3 separate regions of the Mus musculus genome follow, and all the other regions are linked to region 1. The links are chromatin contacts, found by Hi-C or POLR2A ChIA-PET in ENCODE. All regions are on one chromosome and are shown on one strand. The core of a region is the stretch at or near the end of the contact, and the rest is flanking DNA. Distances in the headings are between cores, read along the strand shown. Region 1 holds the start of Stk10 (serine/threonine kinase 10). Region 2 overlaps Stk10 (serine/threonine kinase 10). Region 3 holds the start of Fbxw11 (F-box and WD-40 domain protein 11).

Region 1 (3,519 bases), core at 697-3,196:
AAAAAAATTATGGAGAGCCAAGAGCATGCACGGACGGAAAAATGGCTGAACATTAGAGACGGTGAGTCAGGCTGGGGGCTCTCACGGCGGTCAAGGCACCTCTGCAGGAGCAGGCAGCATCAGAGAGAGCTGACTGAGAGAGAGGCTGGGGACCATTTCCTGACATCACTAGAATGCAGCAGAGGAGCAAGGCCTGGAGGACCGATGAAAGGGTAGACTGGCCCGGTAGCCCTCAAATATGGAGAAACCCCTCAGCCAAAGTGTTCCATTCAGTTGGAAGGCCAGGTGACCTCTGCTTGACTCTCCCACTGGGGAACTTTGCCCTAGTGGGGGTTCCTCAGCCCTCCCACAGGAAGTACAACTCAGAGAGGAGGTCTCCAAGGGTCTGACTGGCCTCCAAACTGCTACTGCTCCAAGCTGCTGGAGCACTATAATCTGAGTGCTGAGTGGGGCCCGAGTCTTAAGCTTCTTTCTGTTTGCTTTGGTTTTCTGTTTGTGTCACCCTGAGTCAGGGTTTTTTTCTGTGTGGCCCTGGCTGTCCTGGACTCACTCTGTAGATTAGGCTAGCCTCAGACTCAGATCTGCCTGCCTCTGCAGGAATTGAAGGTGTGCACCACCACGCCCAGCTGAGAGTCTTAGTTCCTTACAAGCTTCCCAAGGATGCTATAGCATCTTTCCTAGGGAGCACACTTCTGGGGCGAGAAGCAGACCAACGCTAGCATATCAATTTCAAGTCAAAGGGAGCATGGCCCGACTTGGGGAACTGGAAAAGCCCTTTCTGGGGTCCAGCATCCTGAAAGGGTCAGTGAGGCCTCTAACTACCAAAGCCCCAAGGACAATGACATATGGCTTTGGAGGGCAGCTAAGACAGCTGAACTATGGGAGTCTCCCAATAAAAGTAGGGGATGCTATGCTGTAGTGGCCAAACCTACAGTCCAAGCTACTCCAGAGACTGAGGCAAGTAGATCTGGGAGACCAGCCTGAGCAGCCTGGTTGGGGAAGCCGGGGGAGGGGGAGGGTGTTGAGGAGGAGGAAATGAGAAAGGGTGGAGTCAAGATGAGTTAGGTACTTTGAACAACAACCCAGGCACTCAGAATTGGCTCAGAGGACCAAACCCCAGGAGCTGTCCGTCTGCACACGTGTCTATATGGAATCATCTATGCCCCACCCACTCCTCCTCAGCCTGTCTTCCTCCAGGGGAGAGGTAACTGCAGACAGGGAGCCTCTGGTGACTCAGGCGACTAGAAGCCAAATCTGTGCCCTGCAGCTGCATTCACAGGACCCTGTCCTCGCTTTCCGTTGAGCCTTCTAATCCCAAGCCTGTCCTCACTTACTCCAGGGCCCTTCTGACCTCCCCAGTACCGATCGTAGGCTCATCTTCAGAAGTGTCCTCAACTCCCAACCCTTGCAGGCACAGCCCAGAGCCTGAATATTCCCACAACATCGGTATAGTCCCTCTTTAAAAGATGTGTCCCTATCACCGTGATCCTGGGGATGCCTCCGGTAGCCCCCTGGGATGCCTCGATCCTACAAACGTCCCTTTGTGCCCTGTACAGGGCACACAGGAAGTGCTCAGAAGCAGCTGTGCGGGGGGTGGGAGTGGGGGTCAGGGGCTCGCAGGACCTGGTAGGCTCAGCAATCGGAACTCTCACCTTGTAGACTTTGCCGAAGGCGCCGTCTCCCAGCTCGCCCACGATCTCCCATACATCGTTGGGGTCCAGGTCCCGGCGGACGTGCTCATATTCACGGGACTTTCTCTTCTCGAAGGTGGATAACCGCAAGATGCGGCGGAAATTGGCGAAAGCCATGCTGGATGAGGAGCGCGACGACAGGACCCGCGGCTTCGGAGAGCCGCCCTCCTCGCAGCGCAGCACCCGCCGAGTGCGCCAGCGGCCACAGGGAGCTGCAGGAACCGCGGCCCGCCCGCCCCGCCCCGCCCCCTCCTAGACCCGCCTGCAGGACGCCCGGCACCCGCGCGCGCGCCTGTCCCCGCCGGCTCCACCTGCTCTGCGGCGCCCCGAGACCCCTCAATTGGCTGCGGGAGCTCGCGGCTCCGCCCGCGCCGCGGGGCACTCTGGAGACTGTAGTCCGCCGGGTGGCCGGCCCCTGGGCCCGCTGCGCCTCCCGGAACCCCAAACCTCCGGGGTTCAGCTGGTGTCTTTCAACCGCCGTCGGTGCCGAGTGGGTGCATCAGCGCACAGAACTCTCCCGCTGAGGCTTGGTTCGCCAGCTTCCCGCGCGAGATGCCCGCACCCCTCGCCCCGGGACTCACCCCAGTCCTCGGTGCTCTTTGCCTCAAAGTTCACGCGGTCCCAGGTGGCTTTCGCCACACTTCCTAGGCAGGTCTCGTGCTGCCTCTGAGCCCCGCAGAAAGCAGAGCCCCGCGCTTACGCCCATCCGGACTTTCCCCGCCTCCGCCAGCCACAAACGGCCGGGACGCTGGACATGAAACGAGAGTCCCTTTAGGACCTTTAGGCTTCATGGTAGGTTAGCAAATATATTCCTTATTAAGTAAAACTTTCTAGTTATTTTGCGAATTAAAAAGCCCCATTAGAGATAAAAGCGGAGTCATCTCTGGGATGGTGCTCCTATATCCTGGTCCTCATCCCTCTCTACCTTGGCTGCGGGCGTCCCGCATCTTGCACAGCGTCTTTGCTTGGTATCAGAACGTGGGTTCTAGTGATTGTGCTGGGGGCTGGGCAGCTGCAGAATCTATGCTGGAGACCCTCCCATCCTGAACAAGAGTGTCTCACACTCGGGCACTCTTAACTCGAGAAAGCGTTTTAATTGTTGGTCCCCTTCGTCCGGACTCTTCGAAAATATCCCTAGAGTCTCGCGCCAAATGCTGTTCCCCCATTCGAAAAGCCGGCTGGAGAGTGAATACTAGGCGCGGAGAGGGTTGTGTGTGCTAAGGACGTCCGGAATAAAAGTTGCTCCAGTTCCAATTGTTCCCACCACAAAATGAGTGCGGGGAAAATTTATAATTAAAAGAAGAAAATGTCATGCAAAACTGTTCTTGTTGAGTCAGCCTGTGGACCAGCCAAAGTGTACATCTGTCACTCGGTTGAGCGGGACCTGCTGAAGTCTGTGCAGCTATACCGGGTGGACAGAGGGTCAGAATGCGCTAACCATTTCCAGGAGTTCCAAAAGAAAACAAAGTAAGGATAAAAATGGAAAGGTCCGTTAAAAATGTCCTGCTACATGAAAGAAGCCAGACCCAAAGATCGCACGAGGTATGACTGCATTTTTATGACCGGTCCAGAAAAGGCAACGCTGTGGAGTTGCTCCCAGACACGGGGACTGACTGGAAAGAGCCATGAGGAATCTCACTCTGGTGGTGAAAATGCTGGGTCTCAGTGGCAGGGGGTGGGGGTGGGGGCGTAAAGGGACAGTTCCACAACTCCGGAAACTTGCCCCAAATCACGAGTGACTTTTGTTTTGTAAGGTGTTTGGGTGGGGGGCGTGTAACTTATGTAGCTGGAGTTAAAAGGAGGCTCAACAGAACCAAAGCTGCTTTGA
Region 2 (3,537 bases), core at 127-2,626, 69 kb before region 1:
ATGGACAGACATAAAGCAAACAAGTGCAGAAACAAGAAAACTTTGATATGAGATACAAATATAAAAGAAAAATATAAAAGGCAACTATAGGTATATAGAAGAATTCATACTCCAGGCAATACTGATATAAATTAGAAGAACATTTTGGAAGATACTGGCAATATCTTACAGCCTTTTGGCACCCCAGTTTCACTTCTGGATTGAATAAGGATTTTTTTGTTTCTTTTTTTTTTTTGGTTTTTTGAGGCAGGGTTTCTCTGTGTAGTCCTGGCTGTCCTGGAACTCACTTTGTAGACCAGGCTAGCCTTGAACTCAGAAATCCGCCTGCCTCTGCCTCCCAAGTGCTGGGATTAAAGGCGTGCACCACCACCACCCGGCTGAATAAGGATTTTTTCAAACATTTTTAAAAAATACATGATTTTGTTTGTTTGTTTGTTTTGTTTGTTTTTTCTGAGGGTTTCTCTGTGTATCCCTGGCGGTCCTGACTCACTCTGTAGACCAGGCTGGCCTCGAACTCAGAAATCCACCTGTCTCTGCCTCCCAACTGCTGGGATTAAAGGCGTGTGCCACCACGCCCGGCTGTGATTTTTTTAAAATTTTTTAAAATTATTTTTCATTTTTTTAAAGATTTGTTTATTTATTATATGTAAGTACACTGTAGCTGTCCTCAGATACTCCAGAAGAGGGCATCAGATGGTTGTGAGCCACTATGTGGTTGCTGGGATTTGAACTCGGGACCTTTGGAAGAGCAGTCGACGCTCTTAACCACTGAGCCATCTTGCCAGCCCGTGATTTTTTTTAAAAATTTTTTATTACATATTTTCCTCAATTACATTTCCAATGCTATCCCAAAAGTCCCCCATACCCTCCCCCCGTGATTTTTTTTTTAAAGGATGTTTTTAACAGTGTCGTTTATAATTAAATTTCATTCCACTGGCCAAGACTTGGAGGAAATCCCTAGAACATCCTAAACTATTTCTATTCTGGAATGCTGGATGCTTCCTCCAAAGCAATGATGGCCTCTGCAGAGCCCTGGTCTCAGGGAGCTCCGAGCATCCTCATGCCCACAACCCGCAGTCCCGGGAAGGCGCTAAACACTGAAAACTTAGGCAGAATCTCACTTGTCAACTAGAGACCCAACGCTTGCAGTTTATCTGCCAATAGACACGGTGTGAGGAACAGCCCCCTCCTCCCTCCCCAAGGCTGTTAGTGACAACAGGAGCTTGAGAGGCTACTTCAGTTAAGTGGCTGGCTTGCCTTGTACCTCCCTTCTTGGCCACTCCTTCCCGTTCTCATTGGTCTGCCTCTGAGATGTTCACTGAATCCGACCTCTGCTCCCTGCTGGCCTCCGCCCCAGCCCAGCCCAGCCCAGCCCAGCCCTGCCCTGCTCAGCCTAGCATGAGGCTGATAGTCTTAGACAGCCCCAGTGGCCAGATGGGACATCAGGGCCTGTCACTATGTGTCACCTCCCCTCCTGCCGAGCCTGGAATCCTTCACCCTTCCCTCGAAGCACACAAAGCTCAGGTCTGGCCCCCACAGACCACAGTCCCACTCTCCTTCTGGCCTGGAGTCCCTGTTCTCTAAGGTCCTGATATAAATCAAGAGGCACTCGTCAGGGCCTCAGCAACTACAGGTTCCCTCCAAATGCCCTAGCTCTGGGGATTTCACCTTATTCCACAAGCTCAGCTCAGGGTGGTGGTGGGGAGGTCCCTGAGAACAGCCTGTGCCCAGCTCAGGCACTGACTACTACATCACTCTGTGTATCCTCACAGTGTACAGCACAACCACGAATTAGCCTGTGTATTGTGTTTGGGACCCATAGGTATAAACGTGACACGGGGCATCGCTTCACACATCTGGATTTCAGTCTGCCCCCCCCCCCAGAAGAGGATTCAGGAGTGGATAGTTGGGTGGATGTAGGATGAATGATAACTGAAGAGGTGGGTGGATGGATGGACTAAATGGATGGTTGGACAGATAGATGGGTATAGACATGAGTACATTAATACATTACTATATTAGACATTAGTACAGACATGGGTAGGTGGATAGATAGATGGATAACTGGGTGGACAGATGGGTGGGCAGATAAATACATGGATGGATGGATGGATGGGTGGATGGATGGATGGATGGACAAATAAGTGGAAGAAAATATAGATGAACAGTCAGGTGGTCTGTAGATGGGTGGGTAGACAGCTGGAAGAATGAGAGGACAGATGGATAGGCCAATGGATGGGTGGATGCATGGATGGGGATTAGGTTGCTAGGCAGAGGAGCAGAGACATGGCTATGTGTATAGAGGTTGAGTAGATGGGACACTGGGCATGTGGACGAGTGAGAAGACGGACAAGTGACAGACAGACAGACGGACAGATGGATGTGTGAGTACATGAATGCAGGAGAAAGGGTCTCAAACGCACTCTTTTGCCTCAGCCCCTCCCCCCACTTCACGCCATGGACGGACAGCCGTCCCACCCACAAGGTCGATGCCTGGCACTCCCAGGGCACCCGCCCGTCCCCACGCTGGTGCCTCCCTGGACTTGCCTGAGAAATCTCATCTCCTCGTCTTTCTTCTCATCCTCGCTGATGATCTTGGAGGTGGTGATGCTCACCTCCACACCATCCACCACAAACCGGCGGGTCCGTTTCAGGGTCTTATTGTGCAGTTTTGAGCCCTGGCAACGAGAACGTGCTGGAACTCAGCTAGAGTAAGGTCCGCAGCCTGGGCTCAGGAAGGATGTGGCCATCCACTGTCCCCCTTCCTCAAGCTTGCCAAGCAAGGCCTAAGCCTCTGGCCTTAGGCCACTTACCTTCTGCTGGTACGAGAGAGGCTCTTAACTCACTAAGGGCTTCTTGCAAAACCCAGACCTGACATAAAAAAGAGCTGTGTGTTCACCCTCACTGACCACTGCCAGCTTTGTGACCGAATAACTGCAGTCCACACAGGCTGCTTGGAGAGGACTCCCTGGCCCTCTCTAAGGTGTCATGGTGGTACGGTATGTGTTGCCCATTGGAAATGTTCAGTTCTAACTCAGTTGAGGATTTTGAGAGGGGCCGGTACTGGTTTTCTGATGGCCTCTGTCCTGCCCACTGACTCTGAATTTTCTACCAGCTCCAAAGGCCCTTCATACTAGAACCTAACCCTGCCTCTGCTACATAGCCCAAGGGCTTTCCAGCCCCTTCAAGAGGAGTGGCTACGCCAGGCAGGCTAAGAATTGGTTCCTTGTTCTGTATGCTTCTGCCCAGAGTATCTCACCTGGGCTCTCAACACTTACTGCCTTTTTTTTTTTTTTTTTTTTTAATGGTTCTGGGGACTGAACCCAGGGCCACATATACCTAATGCAAGCACTCTACCATTGGACCACATCTCCGGCCCAAGAAGTACAAGACACTTCTATATAAAAGCTGCTGGCCACGGTTGGGCAACTACATGACTATTGTGTCAGTTCTGAAGAAATAAAACAAAAAGCTTCCAAGGAGGCTCCCGCTTGAGCGAGCTTCTTTCTGCTCCAGCTGCTCCTACGGAGCTGTCAG
Region 3 (3,913 bases), core at 1,070-3,569, 110 kb before region 1:
GGATGGATCCCCAGGAGGGGTGGTCTCTGGATAGTCCATCCTTTTGTCTTAGCTCCAAACTTTGTCTCTGTAACTCCTTTCATGGCTATTTTGTTCCCTATTAAACAACAACTTTTTAAAGATATTTTGTCGCCAGGCAGTGGTGGCACACGCCTTTAATCCCAGCACTTGGGAGGCAGAGGCAGGCGGATTTCTGAGTTGGTGGCCAGCCTGGTCTACAGAGTGAGTTCCAGGACAGCCAGGGCTACACAGAGAAATCCTGTCTCCAAAAACCAAAAACCAAAAAAAAAAAAAAAAAAAAAAAAAAAGGTATTTTGTTAAAATAACTATCAAAGTTTCCCAAACTGTTATAACCAACAATTCGATTCTGAAAATGGAAAAAAGTCCTCAGAACCTGAAGATAAAGTGACAGAATTCCTTTCAACACATACAACCAACCAGAAACTTCCAGGTTTAATTTTCAACAATCCAGTTCTGCACATTGTGCAGAGTCCAGCAGACATGAGACTCTGTATTTTATGCTACTATACTTCCATTTTAAAACGTGTACCTCAGCTCCCTGGATAACATCATCCACAGAAACCATGAGGCTATCCAACAGACTTTCAGTATCACCATTTATTATTTATAGCATTAAATGGGGGAAGTGGCTCTGATGTCACCAACCCTACCCAGTGGAATCACTGACTCAATAAGCGATTCACACTGGAGAAACTCTGACGAGGAAAACATCTTGCTAAGTTCAGCAGATCTTTCACCTTTTCTTAATACTGTGGAGCAGATACTAGTTGTTACTATATCAGTAGAGATACAAAGAAAACTATCAAGGTTTTCACAGGAAGAAGCCCTTTGTATGTTCATTTGCAGAGGCTGATTTCCTCCCCAACTCTCCTGGGCCCAGTTTGATTTCCCTCACGTTCAAACTGGCAGGTAATACCAGTCAGCCATACTTTATTTCTTCCGCCAATGAGCAAATCCTTCACTTTCCCAGACTCAGAGTCCTGTTTCCAAAAACCTTTCTAGCACCAAGTCTGAGGTCAGAAACGGGTTAGGGGTGTCCGGGGAGACCTGACCAGGCTGGCTACCAATGGTTCCTAACAGTACAGGGATCGCTGCTTATCCGTGGGCCAAGAAACCCCCCTCCCATTTTTTATTATTAAAATAAGAGAGGGTGGCAGTGATGAGCGCGACCTCTTCTCCCTCCCCTCTCATTTCCCAAATGATAAAAGTTATGGTTTCCCTTTCCTGGGGGATGGAATTCAAGAGTACCTAGGGCCTTGCTATACAAACATCCTTCACGGCAGGGTAGGAAACCCTTTGTCCAAGAAGCCTGACACCGCAGGGGCCCGGAAAATAGGCCCCTTATCCGGAACAGCCTCAGACTCGTAGGCACCCCCAACATCCCAGTCCAATGGGGCTATCCTGGCATCCATACAGCGGTAGCTTGGGGCGAGGGTGCTGAGACCCACCCCTACCACCCACCCCACCCCACCCCACCCCACCCCCCGCGCCTAGGTTATGGAGGCCGAAGCGGCTCCAACTGGTCTCGGACTCCCTTCCACCACCATCACCCTCAGCTTGAGCGAGGCTGGGAGGCGCGATGCAGGCCCGGCCAGAGGAATCCAGGGAAGGGAAAAAGAAATCCCCTTCTAAAAACAGAGTGTGATGGCAAGGCAAGAGTGAGCAGTGGCTCCGGCAGGAGCGAGGCTGGGGCGCCGGAGACTGGCCGGAGCCCGGCAAGGAGGGGGTTGGGGGAGCCGCGGGGAGTGGAGGCCGTGCCGGCCCAAGAGCGCGAAGCGTCAGCAACGAGCCATAGCAGGGGGGCGGCCGGGCCCAGGCGGCGGGGAACGAGGGCTGGCCTGGCGCGGACGCCGGGGTGGGCAGGCCCCCCGGCCGCCGGCCGGCCGGAAGAACTGAAGGCCAGTGGGCCGCACTCACCATGAGCTCGATGGTCTTGTCTTCAATCACCGAGTCGGGCTCCATGGCGGCCCCGGCGGCCCCGCCTCGCTCTCTCCGCTCAGCAGCGATCGGCCCGGGCGGAGGAGGCGGTGGCGGCGGCGGCGGTGGAGGCAGCTCTCGCACCCACTCTAGCTGCCAGCCCGCCCGGGCCGCCCGCAGCTCCGCCCTCACCCTCGGCCGACGCAGGACGCACAGCGAAGACTACAACTCCCGGCAGCCGCGGCGGCTCGCGCAGCTTTGTGGGAGCAAGAAGCCGCTTGGTCCAATCTGCCGGCTTCTGCCACCGGAGAGAGCACCTAGGGGAGCGCAGGGCTGTGAGTGCCGGACGTGCAGAGCTGGAGTATCTAGGGCTTGCTCGCGATAGGGCCTCGCGAGCGCCGCGACTACTTGTCCCAGAAATCCTCGCGCGCGAGGTCTTCTTCCGGTTGGTCGTTCCTGACTTCCTGGCAGCCCGTAGCCGCACGGACCTGGACGGAAACTCCGAGGCAACTCCTCACTTGTCGGAGATCTTTGCAGTGCGAGCGAGCGATCTCCGCACATGCGCAGTGGGTGTCTGCGGTGCCCACTAGTCGTCTAGGCTGCAGCGCTGCCGTTCCGTGTGTGTTGCATTTGGTAGGGACAGATGGTGGAGACAGGTGGGTCCCAGGTTGCACTAGGAAGTGTGGGAGGGGGCCCGCGAGGTCGAAGACACAATTAAAGGAAGATGGGCATCTAAGAGTTTGGAGACTGAGCTGGGAAAGCGGTGTGTGGAGATCTGCCACACTGACTGGGAGGAGCTGAGCCATGAGAAAGAAGCTATACATTTTGAAGACACTTTTTTTTTTTTCCGAGACAGGGTTTCTCTGTATACCTGGCTGTCCTGGAACTCACTTTGTAGACCAGGCTGTCCTCGAACTCAGAAATCTGCCTGCCTCCACCTCCTCAAAGGCGTGCGCCACCACCGCCCGGCCGAAGACACTTATTTTTAAGCATTCAGTTTCTACTAGTACTGCCCTAAGCACTGGGAATGACCGGAGAGACCTCTGTTCTTATTCAGCTTAATTCTAGTGGGAAGACAGCAGACATTGACTAAGAGTTAGAAATGATATGAAGAAACGCATCTAGAGACTTCAGAGAACCTCTAACTCCTTGTGACTTCCAAGTCTGTCAATACCCTCGAACCAAAAGCCCCCAGGAACACGCTGATAGTTGAACAAGGTGGGTTTTTTCCTAGCTGAAGTAGAAATGAACATACACCATGATGAAGCAGGGACGTCTCAGTAAGAGACCTTAGGTAATGTAGAAAAGGATTTGAAGGGGCTTTGGAGCAGATACTGCCGGGAAGTGGGGGTATAAGACTGGGCACCTCAGCCTTATCTATGGGAAGTTATATTAGATTAAAACTAATCCAGTAATTGTTGACAGCCTCTCCTGTTAGCCAGATTCAAGTGTTTAGTCTTGTAGCTGTGTTTCAGGGACTTGGACAATGTCCATGTTTTATCTGTGTTCACAAATGATTATGGGGTGGTCTTGTTTTTGTCTTGATCCATAAGCTAAGGCCACAGAATGGCCTTGTCTAATGTTGACGGACTGTTAAGTTGTTTATGTTTACAGGAGACCTGGCAGTCAGAGCTGTTATAAAGTGTCTCAAGGGCCTGGCTCATTGTACCCAGCCCACTTCACAGTAGCAGTGCCTGCTTGCCTGCTTCTCAAGTTTGTTTCAATTCTTTGCCCCTGTAAAGAGGATGACTTAGTACTCTAACGATTCCCAGGGAGCAAGGCATTACAGTAATCTGTATACATCCACATCACAGTGTAAATCCCCTGCAGATAGACTTTGAATCTTTATCTAGTGGCTTTCACCAAGAGATTGAAAGAAAAGCAACTGGGAAAAGCCCAGAATTGGAGTTACTGCCAATACCTTGCTGTCTGGTTTTCCCCAAACTCTCTTCCCTTTCTGGACTTGGGACAGTCA

Evidence for each region. Hi-C counts contacts between places; a loop is a spot of excess contacts on that map. ChIA-PET counts read pairs that join two places held with the same protein, here RNA polymerase II (POLR2A).
Region 2: a map of mature B cell shows a loop between it and region 1 (2.1-fold over the local background). The contact joins the enhancer-like site here to the promoter of Stk10 in region 1. A Hi-C loop is called at or near these places in 3 of 37 maps with a recorded cell type or tissue (CH12.LX, mature B cell and mouse trophoblast stem cell). POLR2A ChIA-PET finds 5 or more read pairs at or near these places in 3 of 5 experiments (Patski and embryonic stem cell).
Region 3: POLR2A ChIA-PET joins it to region 1 with 22 read pairs in embryonic stem cell. The contact joins the promoter of Fbxw11 here to the promoter of Stk10 in region 1. POLR2A ChIA-PET finds 5 or more read pairs at or near these places in 4 of 5 experiments (Patski and embryonic stem cell).

The regions. Positions count from the first base shown.
Region 1 is chr11:32,531,693-32,535,211 of GRCm38, reverse strand. It overlaps Stk10 (serine/threonine kinase 10), which reads right to left and starts at 1,946. Exons shown (of 19, transcript NM_009288.2): 1 at 1,653-1,946. The coding sequence starts at 1,808. It also overlaps a transcript of Efcab9 not described here.
Region 2 is chr11:32,599,882-32,603,418 of GRCm38, reverse strand. It overlaps Stk10 (serine/threonine kinase 10), which reads right to left. Exons shown (of 19, transcript NM_009288.2): 10 at 2,548-2,678. Among named protein-coding and RNA genes, the nearest start is that of Fbxw11, 41 kb to the left of the region's middle. Within about 2 kb of position 1,376, at least 2 of the 3 ENCODE cell types and tissues checked have a DNase peak (open chromatin) inside an H3K27ac peak, as active enhancers do.
Region 3 is chr11:32,640,961-32,644,873 of GRCm38, reverse strand. Fbxw11 (F-box and WD-40 domain protein 11) reads right to left here and starts at 2,319. Exons shown (of 13, transcript NM_001271347.1): 1 at 1,939-2,319. The coding sequence starts at 1,983.